Linked DNA regions of Homo sapiens: region 1 is linked to region 2. The links are chromatin loops, found by intact Hi-C in ENCODE. Cell type or tissue: heart right ventricle. All regions are shown on one strand. Links, peaks and the distances in the headings refer to the core of each region. The heading gives the core; the rest is flanking DNA.

The links. Hi-C counts contacts between places; a loop is a spot of excess contacts. Peaks named below come from ENCODE experiments on the same cell type or tissue, not always from the same donor. Only the 100,000 strongest peaks of a DNase experiment are listed, where the experiment ranks them.
Region 1: a loop joins it to region 2, with 12 times the contacts of the local background. A loop is called at or near these places in 44 of 110 quality-filtered maps.

Annotation. Positions count from the first base shown.
Region 1 is chr6:3,121,217-3,131,333 of GRCh38, forward strand. BPHL (biphenyl hydrolase like) reads left to right here. Exons shown (of 7, transcript NM_004332.4): 2 at 2,441-2,544; 3 at 6,026-6,192; 4 at 7,829-7,982. Among named protein-coding and RNA genes, the nearest start is that of BPHL, 7.6 kb to the left of the region's middle. In heart right ventricle, for the core only: a CTCF peak has its summit at 5,316 (motif pointing right); a DNase peak (open chromatin) is centred at 5,355; H3K4me3 peaks cover 2,348 bases; H3K27ac peaks cover 1,391 bases.
Region 2 is chr6:3,727,531-3,737,647 of GRCh38, forward strand. It overlaps PXDC1 (PX domain containing 1), which reads right to left. Exons shown (of 5, transcript NM_183373.4): 3 at 9,549-9,666; 4 at 21-132. Among named protein-coding and RNA genes, the nearest start is that of PXDC1, 19 kb to the right of the region's middle. RefSeq lists a silencer at 4,825-5,119 and an enhancer at 9,948-10,117. In heart right ventricle, for the core only: CTCF peaks have their summits at 5,200 (motif pointing left) and 5,410; a DNase peak (open chromatin) is centred at 5,191.

The sequences.
Region 1 (10,117 bases), core at 2,564-7,563, 610 kb before region 2:
ATTGTAGATAATGGCTACTTCACAAAACATACACAAAAGAAATAGCTGAACATACAATATGATAATAGCAGTTTCTTTTTTTTTTTTTTTTTTTTTTTTTTTGAGACGGAGTCTCTCTCTGTCACCAGGCTGGAGTGCAGTGGCACGATCTCGGCTCACTGTAATCTTCACCTCCCAGGTTCCAGCGATTCCCCTGCCTCAGCCTTCTGAGTAGCTGGGATTACAGGTGTGCACCACCATGCCGGGCTAATTTTTTTGTGTGTATTTTAGTAGAGATGGCGTTCCACCATGTTGGGCAGGATGGTCTTGATCTCCTGACCTCGTGATCCTGACCTCGTGATCCACCCACCTGGGCCGCCCAAAGTATCGGGATTACAGGTGTGAGCCACCACACCTGGCCGATCCTAAGCTATCTTAACTGTAGAAATGAATTTCTCAGAGGAATAGGGCAGTAATCATAATAAGTAAATGGCAGAGTCAGTATTGCCATTGCTTGGTGGCTTCATTGATGCCCCTTTAATAATATTTCTGTAGATAAGGAGCTTATAGTTTAGTCAGACCTTATTACTACCCAATTCTGTCTTTTATTTTTCCAGAAATGGTATGTTAAGAGTAGATGTACCTGTATTCAACACATCTGTTTCCACGTTTGTTTCTTTTTTACTTGAGACTGGCAAATAAGATTAAACCAAAAGATAAAACAGGACCTCATTTTTTCAAAAGGGCTGTGTTTCAGTTATCCTTTGACTAAGGGCAGAGGTAGGAGTAGAGAGTATGTAGAAGAAAAAGGAGATGGGCCGGGCCTGTAATCCCAGCGCTTAGGGAGGCTGAGGCAGGCAGATCACGAGGTCAGGAGATTGAGACCATCCTGGCTAACAGGGTGAAACCCCGTCTCTACTAAAAATACAAAAAAATTAGCCGGGCGTGGTGGCGGGTGCCTGTAGTCCCAGCTACTTGGGAGGCTGAGGCAGGAGAATGGTGTGAACCCGGGAGGTGGAACTTGCAGTGAGCCGAGATGGCGCCACTGCACTCCAGCCTGGGCGACAGAGTGAGACTCCATCTCAAAAAATAAATAAATAAAAATAAAAATAAAAGGAGATGGTGGTTGATTTCATTGTATTGGCACTCCACCAGGAGAAGAGAGCGCCTCCTTCTGGCATCTGTCCTGGCTTGCCATCATGTCCCTCCTGTGCTTCACTCAGTCATCTGTCTGATAAGCTGTGGGAAGGCTGATGGAGCCTGGTCCTGGTGCAGGGGCCGTCTGTGTGCCCCACTGGTATATATCCCAGGACAGTCTGGCTGTCCTCGAAGAGCAGCTGAGGAGAGGTTAATCAGAACACCTGTACGGCACCCATAATTCAGGCAGCACAGACACTGGCATTATGCCTGTCCTGAGGCGTTGTCCTGTGCTAAGTGTGGTCCAGTTAGATGCTGGATCCTAGGAGGTCTTAGGCCAAGGCGGGTGAGTGGCAGGAAGGAGGGCTCTTGAGATGGAGGCTTATGGACAGGGCTACTTAGCAGTTGACACAGACATATTTTAACATCTTAAAAAACAGTAGGATTTATCCGTGCAGATGGGCACTGTTGACTATGGCCCTCCTGCAGCAGGCCAGACAACACAGGATACCCTACAGCTAAAGAACAGCCTGGAGATCGAGACCTTGGGACCAGTCTCATCTTTGGGAATGTCACCAAGGCTGCTGAAGGTCTGGGTAGGTCCTCTGGGCCTGCTGAGTGCAGACGAGTGACTCCAGGGTCTCTGCCCCTGATGTCCACCCTCGTTTCACGCCAGCCTGCACTTGAGGACCCTTGGCTTCCAGCTCACCGGCGTGTGCCATGAGCCTCTGTGGCCATTGATTGAGCAAGCCGCCTAGGGTTTTTGTAGGGTGAGCCCCAGGCTGGGCACAATAGCGTATTCAAGCATGAGGGCACAGTTCAGATCGGCAGTCTAGTAAAGAAAATTCAAACTCATGTCACTGTTCAGAATTGGAAAAATCGAAATAACCCAAGGAGACTGAGAGGCGTTCTGGAGGCGACTCATTCATATACAAAGACAGTTTTATCATATTAAATTCGTGCTGTTAAATGATTTTCCTCTGGGGGTGGATTTTTAAACATTTTTCAAATTTTATTTTTTAATTGACATAAGTGTACCTGTTTATGGGGTAGATAGTGATGTTTCGATAGATACAAGGTGTAGTGATCAGATCAGTGTAATTAGCATATCCATCGTCTCAAACATTTATCATGTCTTTGTGTTGGGAACATTCAGTATCTTCCTTCTAGCTATTTTAAACTATCGCTTATTGTTAGCCGTAGTCATCCTACAGCGCGTAGAACACTAACACTTATTCCTCCTGTCTAGCTGGAATTTTGAATCAACTAAGAAATCTTCCCATCTCCCCTTTCCCCCTGTGGGGATGTGTTTTTTCTCTTCTAGCACCTCGGTAACCTCTGCCAAAGTGGCTGTGAATGGCGTTCAGCTGCATTACCAGCAGACTGGAGAGGGAGATCACGCAGTCCTGCTACTTCCTGGGATGTTAGGTCTGGGTACTTTTTAATGGAATGTTTTTGCATGCTGTAAAATCTATGATGCATTCACAATACTAGATGCCAAATACTGATGATTAATTTTAGTGCTTTTTTGAAATGTTTTCATATTTGCTACAATCAAACTTAAATGACTTAGAAAAGTAGGTAACTTTCTACTGCTGTTCAGAATTGGATTTTTTATTCCTTTAGTAAAGTACCCAGTTTTTCCTATTGCAAGTACTCTGTGAAATCACAGTTGCCCATAATTTGGGAGGGTGACAGGGGTCAAGGAAAGGGGTGTGGGAAGAAGGTAAAGGAGGAACGTGAGTGGGTAATCAGTCATCCTAGTTTGCTTGGCGTTGGGGGATTTTCCAGGATGTGGGACTTTCAGTGCTAAAACTAGAGTGAATTGATCACTTGTTGTGGTTGATAATATATTCCGTTAAAATAAGAGGTAAGAAAAAAAAAACCTCAGTTTGATTCTTTTTAGAAATCAGAGTTAGATTGGCATATTACCCTCTCTCAATATATGGGCCATAATAAAGCCTACTGGATCTCAATCTCATTTTGCAGAACTGGAGTTCAGATGTAGAAAGTTCAAGGGAAAAATTTGCAGTGATTCCAGTACATCCGAAATCTGGTTTTAAGGGTGTTAGTATTGTTGCTTTATTTTTGATTTAGTTAAATAATCCTAATATTTAATCTCAGTATTCCTGGGGGACTGGATCCAGGAAGCCCTCAGATCCCAAAATCTGAGGATCCTCAAGTCCCTGATATAAAATAGCTCAATGTTTGCATGGAAGCTACGCATGTTCTCCTGTATACTTTAAGTCATGTCTAGATTACTTACCATATCTCATGCAATGTAAATGCTGTGCAAATAATTGTTATTTTGTATTGTTTAGGGAATAATGACAAGGAAAAACGTCTGTACATGTTCAGTACAGACCCAACCACCCATTTTTTTCCCGAAATATTTTTGTTCCGAGGTTGGTTGAATCCACAGATGTAGAACCACGGATAGGAAGGCTGACTGTACTTATTTCTTTGTGATTTGCTTCTTTCTAAAAGTGAAGTGCTAAAAAGGTTCCACTTGACTGAGCCTCAGCGGATCGTGGCACTGTTGCACGTGTGTCTAAATGGTGTTTGGTACCTTTGTTTTCCTTAACCTGATGAACAAGGACACTGACTCTCATGGCTGATGGGGAGCTAAAGTTATCTGTAAAAACATTGCCTATCTTAGCTTTCCATTATTTCGGTATTGCAGTCATTGTCCAGGTGCTAAAAACTTACCAATTTAATTTTTTTTTTTTTTTTTGAGAGGGAGTCTCACTGTTGCCCAGGCTGGAGCCAGTGGCACTATCTTGGTTCACCACAACCTCTACCTCCCAGGTTCAAGCGATTCTCCTGCCTCAGCCTCCTGAGTAGCTGGGATTACAGGTGTGCACCACCATGCCTGGCTAATTTTGTATTTTTAGTAGAGACGAGATTTCACCATGTTGTCCAGGCTGGTCTCAAACTGCTGACCTCAGGTGATCTACTCGCCCCGGCCTCCCAAAATGCTGGGATTACAGGCATGAGCCACAGCACCTGTCCCCAATTTAATTTTTTTTTATGTAAAGTATTAGCATGATTCCAATATTAAAAAAAATGGACCAGAGGAGATTCTCTCTCCTGTCCTATCCTCAGCACCCAGTTCCCCTCCCCACAGGCCTCTCAGATGTTACATGCTGATAACTATGTACATGTATTCCTTAAATGTTTTTTTAAGTTTTATATTCTTGGCACTGGTCTTCAAATGTGTACATGTGTGCCAGGGAGCAAATGCCTTCTTGTTTCTGAAATTGGTCTTTTAGACTGTTCTTTTTTCCCATCTTCTCACCTCCTGCCCCTCCTTCAGGGTACTTCCGTGGCCAGAACCCCTCCAGGTCAGAGGCAGAAGAGAAGCCTCATGGGTCACAGCAGCAGATGTGGGCTGGAGATCTATTCATTTGGTTTTGGCTTGAATTTTCTGAATGGTTTACTTGATCTTGGGAAAGATATATCTTGCCAGGAAAAATGATAGGCCTTGACAATGTTGAATGATCCTGCACCACCTTGAAAGACATTTTCTAATATGGTTTGTCAGGCAAAGTGGTTAGTAGTCATTTGTGGCCTGAGGTAGAAGTCCTCAGAAATCAGCAGACTTCACTGATAAAATGCTGACTTGCCCCTGGACTGGGCTCTGTGAGAGTGGCCTTCTGCACTGTGCACAGTAGGTGTGAACACACCACACCTACAGGGACCACGTGGTGGGCTGTGGACTAGCGGCCAAGCTCCCTGCAGGCCCACTAATAGAATTCAGCTTTTAGCATGGGCTGTTTCATACTGTTCTGATGAAACTGATTTGGTTTCTTTCCTCCATACCCCTTCTGCATTTCAGTGTTTTTGTTTAGTTTTCCTGGTTTTTAATTATAACTACAAAATAAAATCTTTAGGCTATTCACCTTAGCTTAGTAAAAAAAAAAAAAATTAAAAATCTGGAATTTTAGAATTCTACTTTGAATAACTTGGACCAAATCTCATAAATTTCTTTGCAGATATTATAGAGATCCCTCTCATGTGTAAGTCATTGTTTTAAGAAGAATAGATAACCCAGAAGCATATCTGTGAATTAATTTGTATACAGTTTCATTAATTCTTTCCTTTAGAAAAGGAAGATTAAGCCAAAGAGGTTTCAAAAGTGCTGAAATAATACAGAAGCAAAGGAAGACCCAGGGCCTCTGTCTTTCTCAAAATAGCCACCAGGGGGAGGTCGGAGGCAGGCCTGCACTCCGCCGGGAAAGGAAGCGCGCCTCCTTTTTTTTTTTTTTTGGTGGAGGGACAGAGTCGCACTTTGTCACCAGGGTAGAGTGCAGTGGCGCAATCTCCGTTCACTGCAACCTCTGCTTCCCTGGTTCAAGCGATCCGCCCGCCTTGGCCTCCCAAAGTGCTGGGATTACAGGCGTGAGCCACCGCGCCCGGCCCCTTTTTTTTTTTTTTTTGGAGACTGAGTCTTGCCCTGTGCTCAGGCTGGAGTGCAATGGCGCGATCTGGGCTCACTGCAACCTCCGCCTCCCGGGTTCAAGCAATTCTCCTGCCTCAGCCTCCTGAGTAGCTGGGACTACAGGCGCACACCGCCATGCCCGGCTACATTTTTTTTTTTTTTTTTTTTTTGTATTTTAGTAGAGATGGGGTTTCACCGTGTTGCCCAGGCCGGTCTCGAACTCCTGAGCTCAGGCAGTCCGCCCGCCTCGGCCTCCCAAAGTGCTAGGATTACAGGCGCACCCGGTCAGCCTGCCTCCTTTCTTCGAGTGGATGGATTAAGTCATTGCAAGGCTGCTTTCCTGATTACATTCTGACCACTTTGAGTAGAAACTACTTTGCTTTTAAGATTGTTATTGCTTCTGTTTTCACTGTAATGTGTTTGATAGTGAAAGCGATCACCTGAGGGTAACCAAGTGGCTGTTTTTAGGAAGTGGAGAGACTGATTTTGGACCTCAGCTCAAGAACCTCAATAAGAAGCTCTTCACGGTGGTCGCCTGGGATCCTCGAGGCTATGGACATTCCAGGCCCCCAGATCGCGATTTCCCAGCAGACTTTTTTGAAAGGGATGCAAAAGATGCTGTTGATTTGATGAAGGTAGGTCTCTGAGGGAAGGGCCAGGGGAGGAAGGGTGGCTGGGCCTGTCTTCATTTATTTTGTTTAAATTTTGTTGTTATATTTTTCTACAAAATAATACCATGTGATTGCTATAGAAAACCCCAAGAGTTCAAATAGGTATAAAGAAGAAAGTAGAAATAGCCCACAGTCCAGCTCTCTAGAGACACTACCAAATCTTGGCGGCTCTGCTTTCTGGCCAGTCTTATTACATCACAAACGCAGTTTCATATTGATGGCATCGTGCTACACCTAACGTTTTTCTAACTTACTATTTTTGTTGAACAATTTTTCAAGGAAATAACTTTCATGTCAATAAATATGCATTTATACTAGTTGTATGATAGGCACATATTATTCCATTGTATGGATGTACTGTATCTTATTTCACCAATTTTCTTTTTTTTTTTTTGAGACAGAGTGTTGCTCTGTCACCCAGGCTGGAGTGCGGTGGCGCAATCTTGGCTCACTGCAACCTCTGCCTCCCGGGTTCAAACGATTCTCCTGCCTCAGCCTCCTGAGTAGCTGGGATTACAGGCACATGCCACTATGCCCAGCTAATTTTTGTATTTTTAGTAGAGACAGGGTTTCATCGCATTAGTCCGGATGGTCTCGATCTCCTGACCTCATGATCCACCCACCTTGGCCTCCCAAAGTGCTGGGATTACAGGCATGAGCCACCACACCTGGCCTATTTCACCAGTTTTCTAATAGTAGATAATTAACTTAATTTTTAAGTTGCCTTTTTCTGCTGTTATAAATAGCAGGCAGTGAACATTCTGTTGCTCGTGGGCATTTTCATTTTTTTGCCACTATAAACAGTATTGTTGTGGACATCCTGGACTGAGCTCCTGGCACACAGGGAGAATTTCATACACATTTAGGAGACAATTTGCTAGGTGATGGAAGTTCCAGATGTTCATTTTGCAGGATAGTGCCACAGTAGTTACACCATTTTATGGTCCGGGCAGCAAATATCTTGGAGTAATATTAATTCTTTACCTTTAATTTTCCAGTCATTCCATTCTTTTTTCTTGGCGGCCTCTCTAAGATGTAATCTTTGTCCATTTTCCCTGCCAAACGCATGTCCAGACCCTCTCTGATTCACCCGCGGACTCACACAACCTCCCCATGACGCTGTTCTCTGACAGCCTGGCTCTTGCCAGTTCTTCCCACAGTTGCTTTACCAGATACCCTGCTTCACTCCATCCAGCAGAGCTCAGGGTCCCCTCTCTGATCTACAGAACTGTTCTCAAGGTCCTTGCTCAGGCATGCATATGCACACACGTGCACACGCATACACACGTATGCTGTATTTGTCATATTTAAGTACTTGGTCTCCATTGATTCTAGTTCCTTGAGCTTTTTATCCAACCAGAAGATGTAGTTCCCTCCTAATTCAAACCCATACCGTATGCTCAGGTTTTTGTGACAATTTCCACTAAAAGTAATTAAGAGAAAACATGATGTCATCAAATGGTGGACTCTAGGGTTTTTCTTTTCTGACTAATTGATACTCCAGCCTCACACCTGTATTGATTCTGATAATTAGTGATTCAGTTTCTTTTAACAGAGAGGAGCAATAACCCGTGCCGTGCATTTTGTCGTATGATCATAGGCGCTGAAGTTTAAGAAGGTTTCTCTGCTGGGGTGGAGTGATGGGGGCATAACCGCACTCATTGCTGCTGCAAAATATCCATCTTACATCCACAAGATGGTGATCTGGGGCGCCAACGCCTACGTCACTGACGAAGACAGCATGATATATGAGGGTAGGTTCTGCGAAGGGGAGATGCCGGGACGGCAGATCCTTCCCCTCTCTCCGCATCTCATCTCTTATTGTGGGATATGTTGACAAGACACATCTCTCGTGCTTCTAGTTCTCAACTCTCAGGTAGGAAGAATAACGAGTTCTCAGAAAAGTAATGCAGTTTAACCAGTCTGAGTTTTAAAGCTTTCTGTTTCCAGGAGTGAAACTTCCATGGCTCAGGAAAAGGCTAAGTAAAATCACTATTTCTATTTACTACTACTGATAATGAACTTCAGGGAAGGAGGGGGTGGTGTGAAGTGTTATTAATAATCTCATTTAAAATACTGTGAGGCCAGGCACAGTGGCTCATGCCTGTAATCCCAGCACTTTGGGAGCTCAAGGCAGAAGGATCGCTTGAGCCCAGGAGGTCGAGGCTGCAGTGAGCCATGATTGTGCCACTGCACTTTTGCCTGGGTGACAGGAGTGAGAGAGAGATGGGGGAGGAAAGAAAATAATGTTGAGTGTGGAAAAGAATCACTGGATACAAATATGAAACCTTTTATTTTGATTAAAAGAATTTCTGTGCTATTTGCATGCTTTAACGTTGTCCTTCAAGCCTGTCTTTGAGGTTTTTTTTTTTTTTTTTTGAGTTTGAGTTTCACTCTTGTTGCCTGGGCTGGAGTGCAGTCGTGCGATCTCAGCTCACCACAACCTCTTCCTCCTGGATTCAAGCGATTCTCCTGCCTCACCCTCCCAAGTAGCTGGGATTACAGGCATGTGCCACCATGCCTGGCTAATTTTGTGTTTTTTAGTAAAGACGGGGTTTCTCCATGTTGGTCAGGCTGGTTTCGAATTCCCGACCTCAGGTGATCCACCTGCCTTGGCCTCCCAAAGTGCTGGGATTACCAGCGTGAGCCCCCACGCCCAGCCTGAGGTCTTTACAGGCACTGGAATAGGGGCCAGTGAACTTCAGCCTGTGCATTACACCTAGCCTGCCTCCCACTTTTGTGCAGCCCACGTACCAATCGAGGTGGCTAGTGCTGTGAGTCACAGAGACCAAGCTGGGGTGTCCCTTTACCACCCAGCATTGCTGCCCCAGACCTGCACTGGTGGTCACTACACAGGGGTGACTGTTGGCAATGAGCAGGCACCCAGCCATGGAATTTCAGTCAGCAACTCAGGAGTTGCTTAGCCTCCAGCAAGCTGCCCCATTGAGATGACCAGGCTCTTGGGAGGAAAGAAGGGTGCACCAGGATCTAGGGGTTGCTAGGACAAGAAGTGAAACTGACCTGCGTTACCCTACTACCCCCACCTGCCAGCCTGGCCCACCAGGACCCTCTTCCTCAGGCCACTAGCTTTTTGTCCAAGTGTGAGTCTAGTGGATCCCAGATGGCCTGCCCCAGACACTTAGGACTAGGTGGGTCAGGTGTTTTCTCTCCTCATGTGTAAGTATCTACATAATGTCTTTGATTTTGCTTCTTGGCCAGCAAAACCTAAAATATTTATTTACTCTCTGGCCCTTTACATAAAAGGTGTACAGATCTCTTCGCTAGAATATCACAAGTCTAGTCTTTTTCAGCTATTCGACAATTCACGTGACTTTTAAGTACGCTACTTAGTGGCAGCGTTCTGTTGTAGAATTGTAGTTCTTCACAGTCTTTCTGTTTTTTAAATGAATATGAAGCTCTTACGGTGAGTCTGATGTGGTTGCCAGTCCTGTCTGTGCTCCTGCTTGTCCTTATTTTGCTCCTGCCTGGTATCCATCTTGTGCACAGTAGGCCATTCCGCTCTGTGAAGGGTCTGTCCCCTCCCGCGGCCTCTAGGACAGGCTGCCTTGAGTTCTTCCTCCCTCTCCTGTATCCTTAAATTCTCTCCACTGGGTCAGTCCTCTCAGCCTGCAAAAGTGGGCACAATTCTTCCTCCAGAAAGTTGCCACTCCTACCTGTGGTTACTATCTTCCCATTCTTTATTCTTTCCCACAAACTTATGGAAAGAGCCACCTGCATTCCCTGCTTCTAGGGATCCTCCTTTCCTTCCTTCTTTAGTCCATTCTGCCCCATCTCCCTCTCTGGCCCATTCTAGCCCCCTCTACTGAAACTCTCCTCACTGACCCCTGCCCACTTGTTCTTTCCCATAATCACTATCTCAGTTCATGGC
Region 2 (10,117 bases), core at 3,172-8,171:
ATTCAAATCAGCATACTTACAAATGCTCTGTTGGGTCCACGCCCAGCTGCTGGTCTCTTCCATTTGGTATACTGTGGTCAATAACTATTGTTTCGGTATTTGCTAAACAAAATCCATTGGACCTCATGATTTCTGAAAACCAAAGCAACAAGGTGAGTCCTCAGGAGGGGTCGGAGCTTGAGGTTTTGGAGTTTGGAACTTACTCCCATCTCCCTGCTTTCTCCTCCACCTGTTGCCCGTGCCTCTCTTCCACACCGTAAGAGAATGCCGTGCACCCGAGACCCATTCAGAGCTCTGCCGCACAAAGTCAGGGAAGAGGTCAATCCCCGCAGGAGCCAGGCCTGCTGTGTGTCTCTCCCAAGACAAAGATGCTCTGCTGCCTGAGTACGCTCTCCATATGCCCTTCGCTGTGGGCTTCAAGCTGGAGTACAAAGAAGGAGTACTGGGCTCAAATCTGTGAGTCTGCGTGTGAGAGCAGAGCTATGGCACAGTGACATGTGGCTCTGCCCAGGGTACCTCTCCTTGCTGAGCTCTCACTGTGGCTGAGACATGAGTAACAATATTGACTGCCCTGGGTTGTTGTTCTGACTGAATGAAATCAGTGTGCATTTTATTCTTATTTCAATAGTTTTGGGGTTACAGGTGGGTCTTGGTTACACGGATAAGTTCTTTAGCGGTGATTTCTGAGATTTTGGTGGATCCATCACCCAAGCAGGGTACACTATACCCAGTAAGTAGTCTTTTATCCCTCACCCCACGAACCCAAAGTCCATGATATCATTCTTATGCCTTCGCATCCTCATAGCTTAGCTCCCACTTCTAAGTGAGAATATACAATATTGGTTGCCCATTCCTGAGTTACTTCTCAGTGTGCATTTTAAACCAAAGGGTGACTTTCACTGTTTCGCTTTATGTAATTCTGTATGTAAATGATTTTTTTCCCAAATAAGCACAGATTCGGGTAATTTAGAAAAGCCAGCAAAGAAAAACGACTTCCTACGTCCATACTGGCTGCATGGCATGAGCTAGAGGGTGGAAGTCTGCGCTCGTCCTTGGCTGGAGGGGCTGGAATGGAGGATGAGGAGCCAGGACAACGAGCTCCATGGCCTTGGGACTCAGTTTCCTCCAATGAAAAATTTCAAAGTTGTATTAATCTCTGAGGATCCTTCTCACTCTGAAATCCCATGAACTCCTGGATCGCATCATGCCATCTGGTCCATCTAGGTATAAAAAGCTGCAGCGTTCGTTTGTATTTTCTGAGGGACCGCGTTTCCGTCCCCTCGCTCAGCAGATGAGATCTGGTAGCCATGGCCAGTTCTTGGAGCTAAAGTCCTCCAGCTGCCCGTGAGCCTGCTCATCTCCTAACCACAGCTCTAAGACCAGGACCACCTTCATCTGTTCTTTCGACTCAGAACCTCTATGCACCCCATCATAAAAGTCATGCCTAAAATATACTCCAAATTCCTGGTGCCTTCTCAAATCCAAGGGATTATCTTCTTCCCATTCAGGACACAGCTCCTAACAGCCCTCCCTCTCCCCTGGCACACCACACCCAACAGGAACATCGCTCACTGCCCCATCGGATGCCTTAGTTGCTTGGGGGACTGTTTTCCTTTATTTTTTCTTACACCTTACCACAATTTAGCCTGGTTCATTCCCGTGTATGGATTTGCTTTCTTTGGTAACTGAAATAGTCACTTTCTGTTTAATCTTTCTACATATTTGGTTCTCAGTTCTTTGAACTGCTTTCCATACGAAGAGAATTAGGGAAATTACACAAAAATGAGGAAAGAGAAACAGATTTCCTCCTCGCCCCCCATAGGATCAAAATGTCGATTCATCAGTCAGATTCATCAGGTCATTGCTAAAATTCCACCTGCCTTTCTGGAGAAGGGCCACTGGTGTTTCCTGGGGACATCAGTCCTCAGCTCTTCCCTGCCCTCCTCCCTGTACCACCTGGTAGGGCTGCAGGTCCTGAGAAGGAGCTCTGCGAAGCAAAGAGGAATCAGTGCCCAAAGTCTGGGGTCAGCCACACTTCCAGGTGTAAAAGGGGCGAAAGAAGATGCTTACCAAAGCCTCGCTGAACAGGCGGACTGTGAAAACTGCCATATCCTAACAAGATAAACTAAGATTCCCTCGCCTCTCTATCTAAAATGGGTGGCAGCACAGAACCACTGCCTTTATTGTTTTTATTAACTCTGACCCAAATCTGTCTTTCTTGGGAAGCACATAAAACCTCAGAGCAACCTCCATACAGCCAGCTGACAGCCCCATCCCCCTTTCTCCCACCCCTTTTGCAAAGGGAACTTGGTTGGGTGGTGGCCTACAAGTTAAAACAAATGTCACTGCTGCAAATCACTTCTGAATAAAATTCTGAAGAGTTACTTTACATGCCTAATCTTTCTTAAATGTGAAATTTGGAGCTCTATAAAACGGAGTCATTACCAGTCCCCCAAAAAATAGATTTGTAAGCAATCCTTCCTTAATTGCCTGTGACAAGGAGCCTCATGCACATACATGTGGTTTAATTATTTGCAAGGCTGGCTGGGCCCTGAAGGACACTAAGGTATGTCTGGTGCCTCCTGCATGGACCTTGCTGTCTCAGGCCCGGCCCAGAGAGGGACTTCGCTTAGACTCTCACATTTCACTAAAGATGGTCCCTGAGAAGCTCCGGTTCCCTCCTGGATCCCACCTCTGCTGTCAGCCCCAGAACCTCGAAAAACCTAGGGGCAAGCCAGCAGGCTACACAGCTGGCAGGTGTGCAGCAACCTCTGGAACATTTATTCCCAACACGGGTTCAGAAAGGGATGGTTTATTGAAAAGCAAATTGTCTTAAAACCTAGGGAAGTGTGCACAGCTTTTATACGCCTGTGCCAGGTGAAAATGGAGCACAGATTCTCTAACAGTTTACATTTTTATTTACTTGGTCACTTTAACAAACAAGTCCTAAGAAAAGCTGTAGAAATTAGAACACGTCCACAGTTTAAAAAAAAAAAAAGAAGAAAAAACATTTAGCTGTAGCAAGCCTCTAATTGTAGGGACCACTGGTTTAAGGAGATCTTCTTGCTAAGCCTGTAGCCTGTGCCCCGTTTCAACCACGGACAGCAGATATTTACATGGGAGTTGACCTCCCAGGTCAGTTTTCACAAGACGATGGTATAGACCATGAACTTGTACCTTCAGGCAAAAGGCTGCATTGAGATTCATTGCTACGGGACCAGGGAGCCTGACTTGTAACAAAATCCACTGATAACTTGCCATGTGCCTTCGGCCAGAGCACTAGCAAGCATGGCGTGTCTCAGTGTGGAATGCTGGCTCCTCAGGAGGCACGAGCAGGTAGGAAAGCATGCAGACTGCAGCTGGGGAAGGCTCTGCTACTTATGCCTGGAGAGCAGGTTACTTCTTGCTCAGTTTCTTCATCTGTACAATGGAAATAAAGGTATCCATTCCAAAGGCCATTGTGCAGACTAACTTGAGATGATGTATGTAAAGAATCTAGCAAATACTGAGGGCTCAATAAAGAGTCCTGAGTGATCTATCATGATCATTCAGTGCCCTTTTATTAATTGCCTAACTGGGCTACCCCTATTTAGTAAAAATAAGGTTGACATTATACAGAAGCCAGATTAATGAAAAACAGTGTTCTATTTCCAGGCCCCCTAAACCTAAATAATCAGATTTTGTGGCTGAAATTGATGAGTCCAAACAGCCGTATCAAGGCTGAGGTCCGCATTTCCTCACAGCTATTATGATCATTGTTAGTAATGTCCTCAGATCTGTTATGATGTAAATAAAAAAGAACGGAAGAAAATGCTGTCATTCAAGAAAAATTATAGCATCTGAGCCTCTCTTCAAACATACAGTGTGAATGTCTTAGAAGTCAGCTTAGTATCTATAGCAAGAATCTTTGACCAATGTAGCCATTTTAATCACATACATGACTGATTCCATGAAATAGTTGACTTTCAAGCTATTTTTTTACACTCATATTTTTCCAAATGAAAGCAGCCCTGCTCTTCCATGGAAACTGACATTGGCACAATTCTGTTAACTAAATGAAAGACCTCCTTCACTTGAATTTCAACAGTCTTTCCACCAACGTTCCTCTTTTCCGTGGGGGCCCCAATCCAGGATCTCTTGCTGCAATGAGTTGCTCTGTCTTGGTCTTCTGCGACCTCTGACAGTTCCTCCATCGTTCCTTGTCCCTCATGACCGTAGCACTCTTAGAGAGGACTGAGCTATTTTAGCAAATGTCCCTCGATTTGGGTTTGTTGGCAGTTTCAGAGTGATTCGATTGAGGTGATGCATTTTTGGCAGGAACCCTACACAGTGACGCTGCATGAGACCTGGAGTGGCATATGGGGGTGGGGCTGAGGCTGACAGGTCCTGCTGCTGCTGAGGCTGCTGTGGAGTGCCTGGTGAGGAGGCTTCTGCCAGCTGTTTCCACAGCGAAGTTACCACCTTTCCCTTTGTAGTTAATTGAAGGAGGATGCCTTGCAGCTATGCAAATCCTGTTTCTCCTCAGTTTCACTCACAAATCTTTGCATCTATCAATCAATGGATCTTTTTTGCAACAATTACCAATGTGTCTGTTTGCCTGATGGCAATTTTTCTGTTTTTTAGATGCAGCTATGTTTTCATAGCCCCACAAACGTCACAACCCCTCACTTCAATAACTCTATTCCTTTTCTCAGCAGACACGCGGTCTCAGCCGTGAAAGCATTCATACTCTAGCCTTCCTCCCTTTCACCTCCTCTCTCCCACTGTATTTCCCATGTACTCCAGCAACGGAACAAAACCCAAAGCAGTGCCCTTGTATTAACTGGCTAGCTGGGCTACCCCTACATAGTGAAACTAAGGTTGAGATTGGCCAGAAGCCAGATTAATGAAAAATAAAATTGTGATTCATTTCCAGGCCTCTTAAACCTGAATGGTCAGATTTTGTGGCTGAGATTGATGAGTCCAAGTTGCCAGATCGAAGCTGAGGTTTGCATTTCCTTTTACATTGCACAGCTGCAGCCATGAGGCAGAACGCTCTAAATTCTTGCTTTCTTACATTTGATAAGCATTGGGACAAAGAATGATTAAGGCTGTACTGGTTGGAAGCACTGCCAAGGGATGCAGTCCATCCTGACTGTCCTCACCGTGGCCCCAGGATGTGGAAACAGTCGCCGCGCCTGCTAGCGCCGGGCGCCATCTAGTGGAGCTCCTGACAACTAAACGATCCTAGAAAAGCCAAGGTACTCAGCACCTGCAGGTCCCCATCCCCAGCCTACATCATGAGAGCAGAGACAGTCAGTGCCTGTTCCCCATGGCACCACCTCCCTACACGTATGTCAGTGGCATAAGAAATGGAGGAGGAGGGTGGATGTGGGCTCTCGGCCGGGAATGAATGGAATTAACCAGGACAGCAGTGGACAGGCAGGTTTGCACGAAGGACCCTGCAGGGCCACAGTCCATGCAACGGCTGGCCAGTCCCCTGCAGGAGGCTGAGGCTCTGGAGTGGAGGTGACAACATCAAAAGGCTAGCGTGGGCTAGGCTCTGAATGCCCAGAATGACCAAGAACTTGGGCTTGATGGTGAGAGTGAGCTTTTAAGACAGTTAATAAGCCTCAGAGGTCAGAGCTTTGGGATGACTGGCTCAGTCCTCGGGTTCATATCCTGGAGAAAGGGGGACGCATGAGAGAAAGCCGTGTGGACAGTCTCAGGTGATGCCAGGACTCTCTGGACCCCGCGCCTCAGCCTGGGGAGCCACAGATCCAGAAACATGCCAAATATGGGACCAAGACTGAGAACATGGTGTGCCTATGTGTGAGCCATTTTCTCAAAGGGATGTTGGGGCTATTTATTGTCAATAGTAATTTCATTAAAAAACACTCCTGAAGGGAGGTATCTGCCATGGTGTGCGTGGGTGTACCGCCTCGCCACCGGCAGGCACAACTGCTCTAGATTAAGAAGCTCCCTTAGACACAGTGAGGGGCGAGCTAGACCGGGAACAGAGATCGGAAGGTCTGGGGGGTTCAGAGAAAGAAAACCAGACTCGGTGACCGGCAGAGAAGAGGAAGAGGAGGAAACACTCAGAGCACTTGAGACCCTCGGCTCTGCAAGGCTGCAAGAGGCCATACCGCCTGCCGCCTCCTGCAGCAACACCTCCGGGCCCCCAGACTTTGCACTGAGACTGTTAGCCACTGGCTGGTGCAGACTCCATGGTTACGCAGCCCCAGATGTTAGAACGTGTTCTGTGCTGAGCCAAAGTCGCCCACAGTTACTTCTACCCACAGGCCTAGTGCCAGCCCCCACCTGACCCCTTCCCATGGCAGCCCGCCAACATCTGAAGGTGGCATCCCCTTCCTCCTAGCTGCTCTTCCACATTTCCTCCCATTCTTCTGACCCCTGCCCACCAGACACTCTTCTCTGGATGTAATAATTCATCTTGCTGCATCCCGGGGACAGTCTTGACTTGCATAAGGAGGCCAGGACCCCTGCCTTCCTAGACCTGGACACTGCACCCCCATCACACACGGAAGGCCACAGACAGCCGTGGCTGAAACCTGTCCTCAGCCCTTGCAAAAAGGCAAAGAAAACATACTTTCAATGGCAACATGAGACTCTACGTTTCTCCCTGTTAAATTTCGTCTCACTATGCTCGCCCCTTAGGGTCCACGTGGGCCATGTGTTCATACACATCGCTGATAGAGACGGGAGGCCAGGGCAGGCTGAAGCATGTGCCGGGCACTGTGCCTCAGGAGCTTCTCCATCAGAGGTGGCTCCAGGCCTCTAATCTATCCCTCTCACTCGGGGGCCAGCACCTCCCATAAGGCAAGGCACTAAGAGGACTCTGCTGCTCCTTGATCTCTGGGTTGCCCAAACAGAGCAAAACAAACCAAAACAGAGACACTGGTGCTAGGACTCTCCCCACTCAGACTAAAGAACCAGGCTTCCCCATGCTCTGCACTACAAAATGCAAAACCCAGAGCAATAGACAATTAGGACTCCAGAGCCCTCTGTGAGCCCTCTGAGATGAGGATCCATAGACACCCAGCCAGGAAAAAGGACCCAGTCATCCTCACTCTCCCATAAAGGTTCTGGAGACCCAGTGCCAGCTAAAAAGGGGCTCCTGTACTCACTGCTCTTGTCTAAAGGCACATAGGAAGGTATCTTAGGGAGATATCAAAAGCAGCATACCACCCAAAGTGATCTACAAATTCATCGCAATCCCCATCAAAATACAAATGACATTCTTCACAGGAATAGAAAAAAAAATCAATCCTAGGCCGGGCGCAGTGGCTAATACCTATAATCCCAGCACTTTGGGAGGCTAAGGCAGATGGATTGCTTGAGCTCAGGAGTTTCAGACCAGCTTGGGAAACATGGCAAAACCTCATCTCTACAAAAAATACAAAAACTAGCCTGGCATGATGGGATACGCCTGTAGTCCCAGCTACTTGGGAGGCTGAGGCAGGAGGATCACTTGAGCTGTAACTGCACCACCGCACTCCAGCCTGGGCAACAGAGGGAGACCCTGTCTCAAAACAAAACAAAACCAACAAACAAAACAACAACAACAAAAATGAGCAAAACAATCCTAAAATGTATATGGAACCAAAAAAGATGCCAAATAGCCAAAGCAATCTTGAGCAAAGCCAGAGGCATCACACTACACAATTTCAAAATATACGACAGAGCTACAGTAAACAAAACAGCATGGTACTGGCATAAAAAGACACATAGACCAATGGAACAGAATAGAGAACACAGAAATAAATCGATATACTTACAGCCAACTGATTTTTGACAAAGGTGCCAAGAACACACAACGGAAACCACCAAAGTGTCTAGCTACCAATGAATGAGTAAAGGAAATGTGGTACATATGCACAACGGAATACTATTCAGCCATTAAAAAGAATGAAATGCTGTCATTTGTGGCAACATGAATGAGCCTGCAGGCATTACGTTAAGTGAAATAAGCTAGGCACAGAAAGACAAATGTCACAAGATCTCACCCATATTTGGAACCTAGAGAAGGGGAGATCATAGAAGCAGCAAGTAGAACAGTGGTTACCAGAGGCTGGGGAGGGGCCAGCGGTGGACAGGGAAAGGCTGGTCAGTGAGCACGAAGTGACAGTGGGAGGAATAAGCTCTGCTGTACTACTGCACAGTAAGGTGACAAGGGTTAACAGTACTGCCTTGTGTATTTCAAAATAGCTGGAAGAGAGGATTTTGAATGTTCTCACCACAAAGAAAAGATGAATGTTTGAGATAATGGAAATGCTAAATACTCTGATTTGATTTTTACACAATATACACATGTATCAAAACATCACACTTTACCCCATAAATATGTACAATAATTATGTGTCAGTAAAAACAAACAAAAAAGTAAAAAACAAAACAAAGCAGCAGCCACAGACAGGGTCAGGTGTGCCACCACCCTGCGCACACACAATCCTATTAATATCTACAAACCCATCTTCCACTCCAGGTTCCAGAACCTGCCCACCCCACCCAGTTCTCCCAAGCACACAATTCAGAATCCCACTTGTGCTGTGGCCCATAATCAGCAAGGCCACGTTCACAGCCAACAGCATCAGTCACCCATCCCCACTGTCCTCTGGTCTCCCAATTCCTTCTGGGTCAGCTCTGGGCTCAGACCCCCTCTCATCCACTCTTCTCCCTTGACATCCTTCTGAGTCCTCCATCCCTCCTTCTCCCCTGCTTCCTCCTCCATTCAGAAACGGAATGATGGACACAGGCCCCCTGCTCTCCTTCCCACAGATCGCAACATCATGGAGGTGCTCTCCTCTGGCTGAGCCATGTCTCCTCTCATGAGTCCCCCCTTCCCTCCCTGTCCACCAGGCAAGATCGCACACAACTGTCACCTCTTATGTCACAAGGTGATTGCCACTTGCTTGGGAAAATCCAGTCCTAGAGACTCCCAGGACAGACCTCTTTTCCCTACAAAATCCTCCTCATCAGCCTTTGTCAAAATAGTGCTGCAAAAAGCAAGTCTAGTGTTCTCATGACACCTGCAACCCAGATCTTAGTAAGTCACCAAACTTGGACTGGCCAAGAGGCCCCAGCTTCCCCTTCCTTCCTTCCTGTGCCAGGAGCCACAGTCCCACATCCACGCTAAGGAGACCTAAAGCCTGTGCGTCCCTTTGGTTATGGCTGCCCCTAAAAGCAAGAACCAAATTCAATGCCACGTGACATGGGCTGTCTCACTTCAGCAGGCTGAACAGTGGATTCCAATAGTTTGCTTCAAACTCTATCATCAATGTGTTTGTTCATCGTTATACCATTTCTTAAGTGAGTTCCAATTTACATGCCAAACAAACCCCTGAGGACGCAGCAGGAGTGAAAACCACAGGAGGAAACACTGCTTGGGAGAATCAGGCAACAGTCTCTCCCTGTACATTCGCATTTCTCTCGATTGTCTTTCTGGAAAAGTGTGGCCCAGCCTCAGAGACAGCCAACTGTGAGGGTTTCTGTGACATCTCAGCCTCAACAGCAGTCCCTCCCACCAACGCCTCCTTTGTGGCTCTTACCTGATATTTTGACTGGACTTTGAAAGCTGGGTTGAATTTTATGCACATTATCATTTTTTAACACCTGATCCAGAGGAGATCTTTCGAAGAAGGTGAGCACAACTTCCGATCTAGAATACTGGGGAGAAATGCAGGGATTACTAAAAACGATCAGCCTCTACACGTTGGCCCTGTCTGTCTACCAAGAGAGGGCCCCGCTCCTCCGCAGAGGCAGCCTGTGTGATGCAAACGCCCCATGAATGTCCAGATGCTCCCATGGCTGGCCGCAGGGGCGGGGCTGCCATCACTGCACAGCCCTCACATGCTCATGGCCCAGGCGGCTGAAAGGCAAGGCCTCAGCGACCTGGGCAGTGGAGGGAATCATGGCTCTGATGTGCCAGTTTCACTTGCGCCTCCCTCCCTCTATAGTCAACTGTAGGCTGTGTCCACTCTCCCCACTGGCCAGAAAGAAAGGGAAGCTTCCAGGAGCTAAGGAGGTCTGCCTGGCGCTCAAGTCCAGGTTCTTAACCACCACTCACGACGAAGCCCGCAGGCTTACATGGAAAGGGAGTTGACGGTCAAATCCGGGC